2 separate regions of the Mus musculus genome follow, and region 1 is linked to region 2. The links are chromatin loops, found by intact Hi-C in ENCODE. Cell type or tissue: left cerebral cortex. All regions are shown on one strand. Links, peaks and the distances in the headings refer to the core of each region. The heading gives the core; the rest is flanking DNA.

Evidence for each region. Hi-C counts contacts between places; a loop is a spot of excess contacts. Peaks named below come from ENCODE experiments on the same cell type or tissue, not always from the same donor. Only the 100,000 strongest peaks of a DNase experiment are listed, where the experiment ranks them.
Region 1: a loop joins it to region 2, with 6 times the contacts of the local background. A loop is called at or near these places in 6 of 42 quality-filtered maps.

The regions. Positions count from the first base shown.
Region 1 is chr13:83,526,160-83,531,545 of GRCm38, reverse strand. The region is part of intron 1 of Mef2c (myocyte enhancer factor 2C); the gene reads right to left. Among named protein-coding and RNA genes, the nearest start is that of Mef2c, 4.1 kb to the right of the region's middle. In left cerebral cortex, for the core only: a CTCF peak has its summit at 2,699; no DNase peak of the experiment used is centred there; H3K4me3 peaks cover 5,000 bases; H3K27ac peaks cover 4,768 bases.
Region 2 is chr13:83,722,718-83,728,103 of GRCm38, reverse strand. All of the region lies in intron 1 of C130071C03Rik (RIKEN cDNA C130071C03 gene), which reads right to left. Among named protein-coding and RNA genes, the nearest start is that of Gm52046, 3.8 kb to the right of the region's middle. In left cerebral cortex, for the core only: a CTCF peak has its summit at 2,936 (motif pointing left); a DNase peak (open chromatin) is centred at 2,924; H3K4me3 peaks cover 5,000 bases; H3K27ac peaks cover 5,000 bases.

The DNA of each region.
Region 1 (5,386 bases), core at 179-5,178, 200 kb after region 2:
GATCCCAAGCCTTCAAGTTCCATTAAAAACATCAGCTTTCCAGAATGGCTTGTTATACACCTTATGCAGGGTCAACAATTAATTATGATCTAAGAACTGAAAGTCAACTTTATTACCCTACTAGGCAAATTTCCTTATATTTATATTGACAAATCTGCTGTCTAATTTCATAAAAACTGAGCAAATTTAAGCCAAATATGCCAATATTTGGGGTTTGGGGAATGGTTGTGTTCTTTTGCTATCATTATAGCTTGCTGAAAAGATTACAGATATATTAAAAAATATGCTGGTTTTGGTTGTTTTTCTTTTAAGCAGTTTACATCCTCTAACAAAGAACCATATCTAACACTTTTAAAATTCAACAGGCTAGAAATTCACAGCATCTATAAACAACGTATGTACGCATCTTCATATTTATCTTATCTATTACAAGTTGCAGGAAGAAAACCAAGAGACTCTCAGGATAAGTTGAAAAAAAATCAGGTTCCCACTAGGGACTGCTTCAAAGCCCGCTTCCTCCAGTCACTCACACAAGTTGAAGGGACTTTATTTAAACCATTGCTTGAAGTCTTGCACGGCCATTCAATAAGCAGGCTGAACACCATTACTCCATTCATTTCAAATTTTTTGCATTAAGAATGAATAAAGTCTTTCAAAGGTGTCCCTTCTTAAATAGTACTGATTTCTACAGATTTTCTTTGTAATAAGTTTACTGCCTTTATTTCTTGTCATGACACTGATTTCCTATATAATGCCCTCAGAAAATTATTTTTATGTGCACTCTGAATTTTGTTTATACCAGCTATACTTTCAAATAAAACAAGTAACAGAGATTGGATAGAAATGTATAGCAGATACATTGTAGTGAAAGCAAATGTCACTTGTTTTGCCAATGAGGCTAGACCATGGGTTTATATAACAGGTAATAGAAACTCCTTTCTTAGCATGAATATGCCTTTTCTTTGTGCAGTGAGAGCAAGAAAGTACGAAATAACATCATGTCAGATTGTCCTTTCGGTATTCTTATATTTTACTGTAGCATTCTTTGTCATATGCTACCTCCATAGCCTCACAATGGGGTTGGAAAATGTATGTGTATAACACGTTTGATTTCTACATCTTAATGCTATACACAATGTGAAGTTGTCAAAATTATCTCAATGTACTATATAGTTGTGAGCACAAACACTATAAATGTGATTTCTTTGTTTCTTTGCTCTGTTTTGTTTTATGGTCCGTTTTCAGCACTGAGTATTAAGCGGCAGACAGGAGCTGTTTTTCAGAGGAAAAACTCTTTCTGGTTTGCTTTGCTCACTAACTAGAACAGATCACTACAAATCATTCTGTTTCTTATGGGCCAGTCTCTCACATACTACAGATTTGCTTCAGCTCTCCAGGGGAAGAAATGCGGCTCCTGTGGGAAAGGCCCACCCCTTCCTAGATGTTTGCTTCCTTAAACGAAAGAAACACACCCCTTACATTCTTTGAAATTTGTCCAACAAGACGAGAATTGTAATGGCACTGTATCACGGAATAACTTAGGACAAAATAATCAATAGGCAAATTTTGCTAATATTCTGTGTACTTTTTAATCAGGGGTGGCTATTTCACACCCTACCACGTGTCTCTCCCGTTGTGTCTCTCTCTGTCTGTCTCCCTCTGTCTCTCTCTTTGTGTCTCTTCCTCTGTCTCTGTCTCTCTGCTTCTCTCTGTCTCTCTCTCTGTCTCTGTCTCTCCCTCCCTCCTTCTACCCTCTTTTGCCTCCCCCCCACATGTAAGTGTAACAACTAATTAAGCTCAGGTCTAACATATGCACTTGGATCCTCAGAACACTGTATTAGTGAAAGTCAAGAATGCGATATGCACTGAGACAACCCAGGAGGCCCAGAGATGTTAAAATCTTTTGCACTTGAATTTGGAACTATTAGGAGAATGTCCCCTTTCATAACTATACTAAAGAAAAAAATTATAAAATCAAATGGCAATTGTCTTAGGTAGAATCAGAGTTGCAAGAAGTCACAGATATGCAAGCATGTCACTCACTGCTATGAGACTAAGGACATAAACCTTGCAGTAAAATTGATGTCCACTAGTGTCTACCACATGAGAGTGCCCTGTGGGTCCTGAGAAGTTATGTTCTAGTAAACCTCTTTCCACTACATAGAGACATTTTCCCCCTAACCAAGTTTTTCTTTTGCTATTTTATAAGTAACACTTATCTTTCCCTTCCTTTTATTTTTTTAACCTTTGAAATGCAATATTCACATAGAGATTTGCATGTGTGAAGACATGCAGTTAACAAAAGTTGTTAACTCTTGAGGGGGTCTTCTTAAATGAAACAATAAGCTCTTTTAACCATTTCTCATCGGCCATTCAATGATGAACTCTATCTAATTTCCAGGTCTACAAAATGGAAGATCTGCTATTTTTCATTTGCAATAATAGTGACTATAAGGAAGGATGATATGAATTTCAACCGAAGGTATAAACTTATTACACTTAGCAGAATATTGTTAAGGTCGAAGTAAACCTTCATACCATAAATCCACAGATGAAACATCTCATTCACTAAAGTATTCTATCTTATTATAGTAACGCACAGAAAATTAAACACATAAATATGAATTTTATGTATCACAGAAGATGCAGGCAGTGAAAGTGCAATGTTTACAGTTATGGATGACTCATTAGAGCTTTATTGTGGGAGACACTAGGAGGCATCAGTAGGGTAAAAAAGGACTTCAATTTTAAAAGAAGCAAGAAATTACTGTGGTGTTGGGTGTTTAGAAAGTTTGAGTTTTAAAAATGCTACAGGTAAAACAAAACTATTCTCTAACAAAGTCTCCACGTATTATATTTTCATAAAAATGATGTTTAAGTAACATTCATAAAATAAACATTAATGTATATGTATATATATATATATATGTCTCATTTACCAATAACACCTATCATGATATGTTTTGAATGCATTGAATCATAACTATGTAACTACTCATCTTGAAGAATACACCTGGTAACAGAACAACATACAGGATATTGTCAATTATGTATTTTCTGCTTAATTTTTCAATACCATAAAGATATATTAATTTTGGCAAATCTACTCTGCATTCTACACAACACTTCTGAAAATGCCTAATTCCTTTAAGCTTTATGGTAACCACTTCACACAAATTGACAAATTGATATCTGCTCAAAGAGAGTTGATGGAACTTCAAATTTAAGCAATGAAAAAACACTACTGAGCGCCTATTATTTGAAAACTGAGTTTTCTGCTGTTTAAGTGGCTCTTTATAATGACGAAGCAACAGGGTCGTGGCATAGTTATCTAGCAATCATTTCGAATCAGAGTGTCTTGCCGTTCCTTAGCAATCAGCCTTTATCTTTGCTCTATCAGAATAACATGTGAACTGTGTAATCTGCCTTTTGTAAGGTGTAGAGCGCTGTTGCGTTGGTTTTGTGACTTGCCTCTGTAATCTGGTTTGATTTCTTAAAGGTGACAAATCCCAGTCAAGCTCTACTGAATGCAGGAACAACCATGAGTCTGTGAATTAAGGCACAGTGCTGAGCATGAAATCCCAGTCAGCTCTTCTTCATATGTTACACTCACTAAGCATCGTCGATAAAGCCTTTCATTTGGTCCAAACCATCACTATATATGTGTAAAAGGAATATGCATGCTTTTTCAGTTTAGATATTCATTTGGGAGGCATTATTCTAAAAGCTGTCATTTTAAAAAGTTAAAAATTAATCAGCAATCCTTCTTCAGTCCATGCTGTGAGGTTCTGATCTTTAACTACACACTAAATTTCTCCATGTTGCTTGGAATCATGTTCTGAAAACCTTGGCTCTCTGTTTAATAACTATTTTTTGTTATATAATACAATTATTACTGTATAGACATTTCCCCATTTTTTGTCCCTTTCTGAGATTTCATAGACTCAAAAAATATATTGCACCAAGAGTTGGAAAATAAAACCCACAAAATATACTACACTAATTAGAAGAAAGTTTTAAAAGATAATGCTTACATTTGCCAAAGTGTTATTCAGCATAGTTCTCTATTAAAGAAATCTAAATACAATGAATAATTTATTAGAAAGACATAATTATATGCCGTTCAACTTAGTCACTGAGCAAGGTGAAGGCCAGAGAAAAACTAAAAAATATTTGAAAACTATAGAGTATATTGTTTTTTTTTTTAGGATTCAATTTTCAGGAATCATCAGATAGTTATTTTTTATTAGAATGAGTAGAGTTCTACAAAATTAACTTGTTTATAAAGCAAAAAATAAAGAACATTATAACAACTCTTGGTTACTGAAGTTTGCTGTGGTTAATTAGTATCTCTGCTTGGGAAAGTTAATGTTCACGATTACATACTTTAAAAATATGACTAACTTTGAAAGGGTGGAAAGTTGCTTATTATGACATGGTCATTTGTTATTTCCACCAATACCAAAAACATTTATATTAAATTAATAGCACACCTTAATATTACCCTTCAATGTATTCACATGCACACCAACTAAGATGTAAATAGCGTAGTGAATGAATGAAGTTAAAACACTGCTTCTAATAAGGAGTGTGAGAACTGCATAACACATTCTCAAACTGTGAATCATAGTAATAAGAAAAGCATTTTTTAAAAAATAAAGTTCAGCACAATTTGAAGTAAAGATAACTGCCAACTACTGGCCCTTTAACTTGGGTACCAATTTTTTTTTTAATTATATGTTAAGTATGCATCAATGAATACTTTTAGAGTAAAGATCAGAATCCGATACAGGATTAAATGTATTATCCTTTAAATAGTACAAAACCTCATTGATTTCAGGAATTTTTTTCCCACTTGTGATGGGACTTAAGGACAACTCATTTTACCTGCCATGCACTTGCTTTAGGGCTACTTTTAAATTCAATAATTAATATGCTTATACTAGATGATAATAACGTGGTTTATTGCCTGCATTTTTGTAATTGACTCAATAGCTGCACAAGCATACCATTGGTGCCATACTTATACATATTGAACTACTTTTAAGACTAGCCAAACTGACATTATTTTTTAAATTAAATGAGAAATTTTATCTATAAATTGAAAATCGGTATGGCTTCAAGGTTAAGTGTGGCTCACAGGTGGTCACATTTCAAGTCCCAGCAAATCTCTAGGGGAGGGGGATTACTATGCCCCACACAAACGTTTTTACTCTGCAACACAATTCCATTGCAAGGTGCCTGTGGAGGGAGCCGGGCCACTCTTCTGGAAAGGCATGGAAATGCGACTGGAGTTTTCTTTACAGCACTTAGAGAACACATATAGTCACGAAGCATTTCATAAGGCAGTTACCCTTAGAGTTACTATCACATTAACGATAGTAAA
Region 2 (5,386 bases), core at 291-5,290:
CATTTTCCAGCCTTACCTCTGGCTATAGTTTTTCCAAGCCTACACGAAAGTGCTCATATGATATGTCACCCAATAAAAAGTGGTCAGATGGCTATGCGTAAAACATTAAAAAATGGAAACACATCCACCCTTCAGGTTCACCCTTACCTTGCCATATATAGCAAGATTACGTTTCTTGAGGTGAAATTTCAGCACATTTTGTGAATAATTGCAGAATTCCTCAACTGGTTACAGAATTCCGGTTGGGGTGGGGGAAACCTGGCCGAATGGATTAATTCAGCAGGCTGAATGTCTGAGTTTGGCTGCAATTCAATTGTGCGTGGCTGTTTATTCTTGCCTGTGTTCTGGCACGTACCTGTCCCCTTTTATGCAGGATCAGGACAAACACACTGGCCACGCTGCAGGGCATAGAGTGTCGGTGCATGTATTTAGATGGAAGTAGCAAAGAATGTGGAACGTATTGCTGTATGAGCATGCATGTTTGTACAAATGCATGTGCACGCGCGCTGTGTGACAAGGGACAGAGAGAGGTACACCTCTTATCTCTGATCTCTCTGTAATCTTTTCTGTTTCTAATCTCCCTCATTGGAGTCACCATCGCTGTGGTGTGCACACTGTGGCTTACCCCGAGGGCCCGTGGCTTGGTGGTTTCCTGGCTCGATGAGTGCTGCGGTGGAGGGTGGGGAGCGCCGCTGCCGCCGCTGCCGCGGGTCCGGGTGCTCTGTCCCAGCACAGCAGCAGAGCGCGCGGTGTCAGAGCCCCCCTCCCTCCCGCCTTCAACCCCATCCTCCCCTCCCCTCCGCTCTGTGCCTCCCTCCACCCACCCCCATCCCCCGCCCCGCATTACCATATGGAGGCCGAGTCCCTGCGAATCACAGCAGCAGCGGGCGGTATTTGAATAAGCCCCGCAACCCTAGGCGGACCCCAATTCCTCCACCAGCAGCGTTCTCTGCACATAGGGCCACCGCGCTGGTCTATAACCTGGTAGCTACGGACACCTCCCTAAAGTCCCTAATGCGCGCAGGGAAGAGGGCCAGATTAAGGTGCTGGGCCTCCCCCTTGCTATTTTCGTATTAACTTCACTGATAAAAACAGACAATAAATTATACAAGAAAGGAGCGGGAGAGAGAAAACAGCGAGAAACAGAAGAAGCGAGGGAAAGTGGGAGAGGCGCTATAGAGGAAGGAAGGAAGACAGAAGCAAGAAAGCAGAAAATGAAAGAGTTGAGTGAAACGGAAATCGGATGAGATTGGTACAATATAAAAATATATGAATCTGAGCATCTCAAGCTAAAAATACCATCTCATTGAACTTCACAACCTCCAATTAGAAACGTGTCCGTCCTACCCCCAACCCCAGAGATGAATCTGCTGCTTCGATAAGAAATGATTTTTTTAGAATTGTGTAAAAGGCATAAGACTTTAAAGAAAGGAGCCGATTTTATGAAAGGGCAAATGCAAAGGGCATTTAATGAAAATATTTACGAACTCTTGCTAAATTTCAGGCTCTCAGTGACTACGCAGCCTCTTGCGCTGCGGGTCCTGAAATGGTAAGGCCTCAGTCTTGACACCAGAACAAAATTATTCAAACATACTTGGGACTAAGTGGAATTTTTTTTTCCTGTCTGCTAGTTTTATATTTGTTAGGGTTTTCCTCTCTACAAATGTTTTAGTTTTACACAAAACCACAGCAGTATGTCTTCTTCTTCTTTTCTTTTTAAATCACATAGCAACCTCTTGATTGAAGGCATTATCTTAGAGTCAAGTTAAATGGACAACTACTTCTATTTCCACACTACCTCTTGCGATTGCTCAAGACCGTGAATTTAGGGTGGCTCCTGCCCTCTTCCCTTGCCACCTTTTAACAGAGAAGTGAATTCCCTATGCAAAGAAATCCTGATATCAATAAAATCCCCAGACATCTACAGGATGCAACCAATGTAAGTGCGTGTCATGGAATCTTCAAGCCAAATGCCCCCCCCCCCCAGACACAAAAAGAACGCCTCTGATTAATAATCGCTTACGCCGCATACTGAGCCAAAGACAGGGGGCCGCAGGACGCCAGAGAAAGGAACAGAATTTTCAATATCCAGAATTTCAGTACAGATTCCAAAGATGAGGTAACCCTATCTAGTGAAGATTAATACTTAGTAAATAACGGTTTGGGGTGGACAGCGGGACGTCTAGTGTAGTTCAAGCTTTTCTCAGAGCAAAGGGAGGACAACGCAATCACCCGACATTCTGCATACAGCCCTGTAGGTAAGACCGTAGGTAACTCAAAGTCCAGGCCTAGCACGTTCTCTCTCTCTCTCTCTCTCTCTCTCTCTCTCTCTCTCTCTCTCTCTCTCTCTCTCTCTCTCTCTCTCCTTCCTCCTTCCCTCTCTCTTTCTTCCTCCTTCCCTCTCTCTTTCTCCCTCCCTCCCTCTCTCCCCCTTCCCTCCCTCGTTCTCTTCCTCCCTCTTTCCTTGTCTTTTGAGATAAGGATATTAAAACTCTTTTTGTGAGCGGTTCCCGCGAAGCTAGATTTTGAACCTTTTGTTTATTTTAATTTCAAAGTCGAAGTACAGCCGTGTGTGAATTCCTTAATTTAGGGTTTTTTTTTCCGGGGTGCTCCAGATAGCCCCGACGCCACCCTAGGCTTGGGGAGAGAAAGGAAGGAGCGGGTGAAGCGGGCTCCCCGCTTATTCCAGCAGGGCGGCCTTTGGGCCCCACCAATATTCCTCTCTCCTTTCTCTCTCCATAGGCCCACCAATGTTGCTGTGGTCGCAGCCAGGAGGACTTAGGTCAGGGGTTCTAGAAACAAAATAAGGGAATTGCCATATCCCCAGAGCTCAAAGACGTCTAGGAAATCACCCGGGCCAGAAAACTGAGTGGTGCTAGGGGCCAACGTCGGGCTCCAGGGTCCTGCCAGCAGGGAAACAGCGACACCTACTGGCCCTTGAGCACCTCGCTTGGGTCGTCGGGGCGGCCCTGGCCTGGGAGAACCTGCATTCTCTGGACTTGGGTGGCTTCAAGATCTTTATGTTCAAGACACTCTGGACTTCTATAGCCATTACTGAACAAAGAAAGAAAAAGCTATAGTTTCAAGATGGTCCTAGGGGAGCCGCAGAAGGGACCTGATAACACAGGCAATACACACAACCTCTATTCGAAGATCCTTTCTTCTGGAACCCTGGGGACCTGCAAATACTGTTGACCACAGCCAAAGCGAAATCCTAATTTACTTGAGTCTATATTACAGTCCTCTTCATCACCGTACCTATTTCAGCGCCAAACGAAGACTGCATCTTTACAAATGTCCGGCACCATAGGCCTGTCATTTGTTTAAGTCCTTTGGGATGCCATTTGCACCTTTATTGTACTGACTTCATCCAGAAATTGACAGCTTTTCTTTTCTTTAATTCCTCATGTTAGGACAAACTTAGAGAGAGGGTGATGTTTTTAACACACACACACAAACACACACCACAAAGCATCTATAACAATGTAGATATGTTAAAGAATATGCACTTTATATAACATATCTGAGTGCAATGTGTGTATTCTAGACTTTGTCTTATGAGTTTTTTTTTTTCCCCCATACACCAAATGGTCATTTTCTGAGTAGATGTGGTGCAGGTGGGCCGGGCACTGAGTGGAGGAGGGAGGGGACCCAGCAGCCCCTCCCACTCTCTATGTTTCCTTTTCATGGGCCAGGTTCTGAGCAGGCAGGGGCCTCTGAAACCTTACTGTGGTTCAGATAACTAACCTGTTCAAATGCTAGGGCAGATGCCTTCCTCGTAGAACACTGGAGCATTTGAAGCCTTTGAGGTTTCAATTTAAAATGTCACTTATTAACAAATCCCAGTTTTTAAAACAATGAATGCACCTGTTAATCTAAGGTCAGGATTTCCTATCGAATACCCTTAGCTGTAGAATAGTGAGTGGAACAACGGTCTAAAATATCTCACCCATGTGGGTAAGAAGCCTTGGTATAGCCAAATTATTGTCTCCATTTTGAATAATTGCAAAGGTTTGCTAATTACATTTTTCTTTAAATAAAACAGGAAGCTCTTAGTTTCCCTAAAAACAGATGATTAAAATATAGTTTTCTATGTTCTTTTTATTTATTTTTTTAAAAAAAATCTCCCAACTGTTCATGAAGTCTCAGCTCATTTTTATAAATGCAGTTTTTGTTCTAATTTTCTTGAAAGTGGATAGGAGTATGTTCTGTAACATATGCACTCAAACCTTGAGATAGACACTTAGCAATCTGTGTGGTGTGTGGTGTGTGAGTAAACTCACATTGCTAATACTGAATAAAACAGAGCTCTATTCCTTCTCAATGAGCCTTATATCTTGCTGAGTATTAAGGTTTCTTCTTGAAAAATGAAGCCTTCATAGGAGAGAGAAGGAGAGGGAAAAGACTGCAGAACAATTAGACTATACTGGGCAGACATACACCAGGCAACCAAACCCAGTTCACAGGGGTTTTTAGGTCTTGCAAGCACCTTGGAAAGCGGCAGTGTTCCTTTTCCCTTCTCTGTGTGGGACTTTAGAATGTATCTTATTTGTCACCCCCAAATCATAGCTAGAATGGATTCTGGTTTCACTGTCTTTGGTATAACTTTAAACATTTTTGAGCCCTGATGTGAAAAATACAGAAAAGTGGAACGTGTGCTTTAAAATGGTGGAATTTTTTGGTGTTTGCATGCAAACCAGTGCCAACAAGTCAGCATATTATACCCTGGGTAAAGGAAAGTTGCTTGATTTAGAACAGAAAATTAGGTCAGCATAATAATTCATGTCATAAAAAAACATGAAAATGTTTGCTATAAAAACATAGATGTGAGTGGTCATTGTGATTAGTGTGAAGGGTGGAGACAGAATCCTGGTGTGTTTTGGTCTCCCTTGATATAACTCTCTCTTTAGTACAGAATTAAAGAAATGAAAACAGACTGAACTACTAGATTGGGACTGGGCTCTTTGTCACATGCCCATGGTCTACTGTCTCCAGAGAAGGCACAGTTATTCCATTCCCTGCTTGTTGAGTAACATGAAGAAACGGATGCAAGGGTGGCAGTATTGATCAGAAAACATTACTCTGTGAGAAGGAGACTGGTACATTTGAAGTCTGCTTAAATCCATAGTTGGTTGTCTAGGGAGGGAGCCTTTATGTGTATGAGTTGGCAGTCTGAGGGAATGAAGCTCTGAGGAAGAGCTTCCTAAGTCAGCTCCCATGGAGAGGTTCTCCCAGAACACCTGTGTGCATCTACGCGGAGGTGTGTGTGTGTGTGTTGTGTTGTGTGTGTGTAAAACATTTGATCAAAAAATACATTCATAAAATTCTGCCTTGTTATCTATTGGAACCAGGTATCAAGGTCATTAACTGCCCAGGACTCAGCATC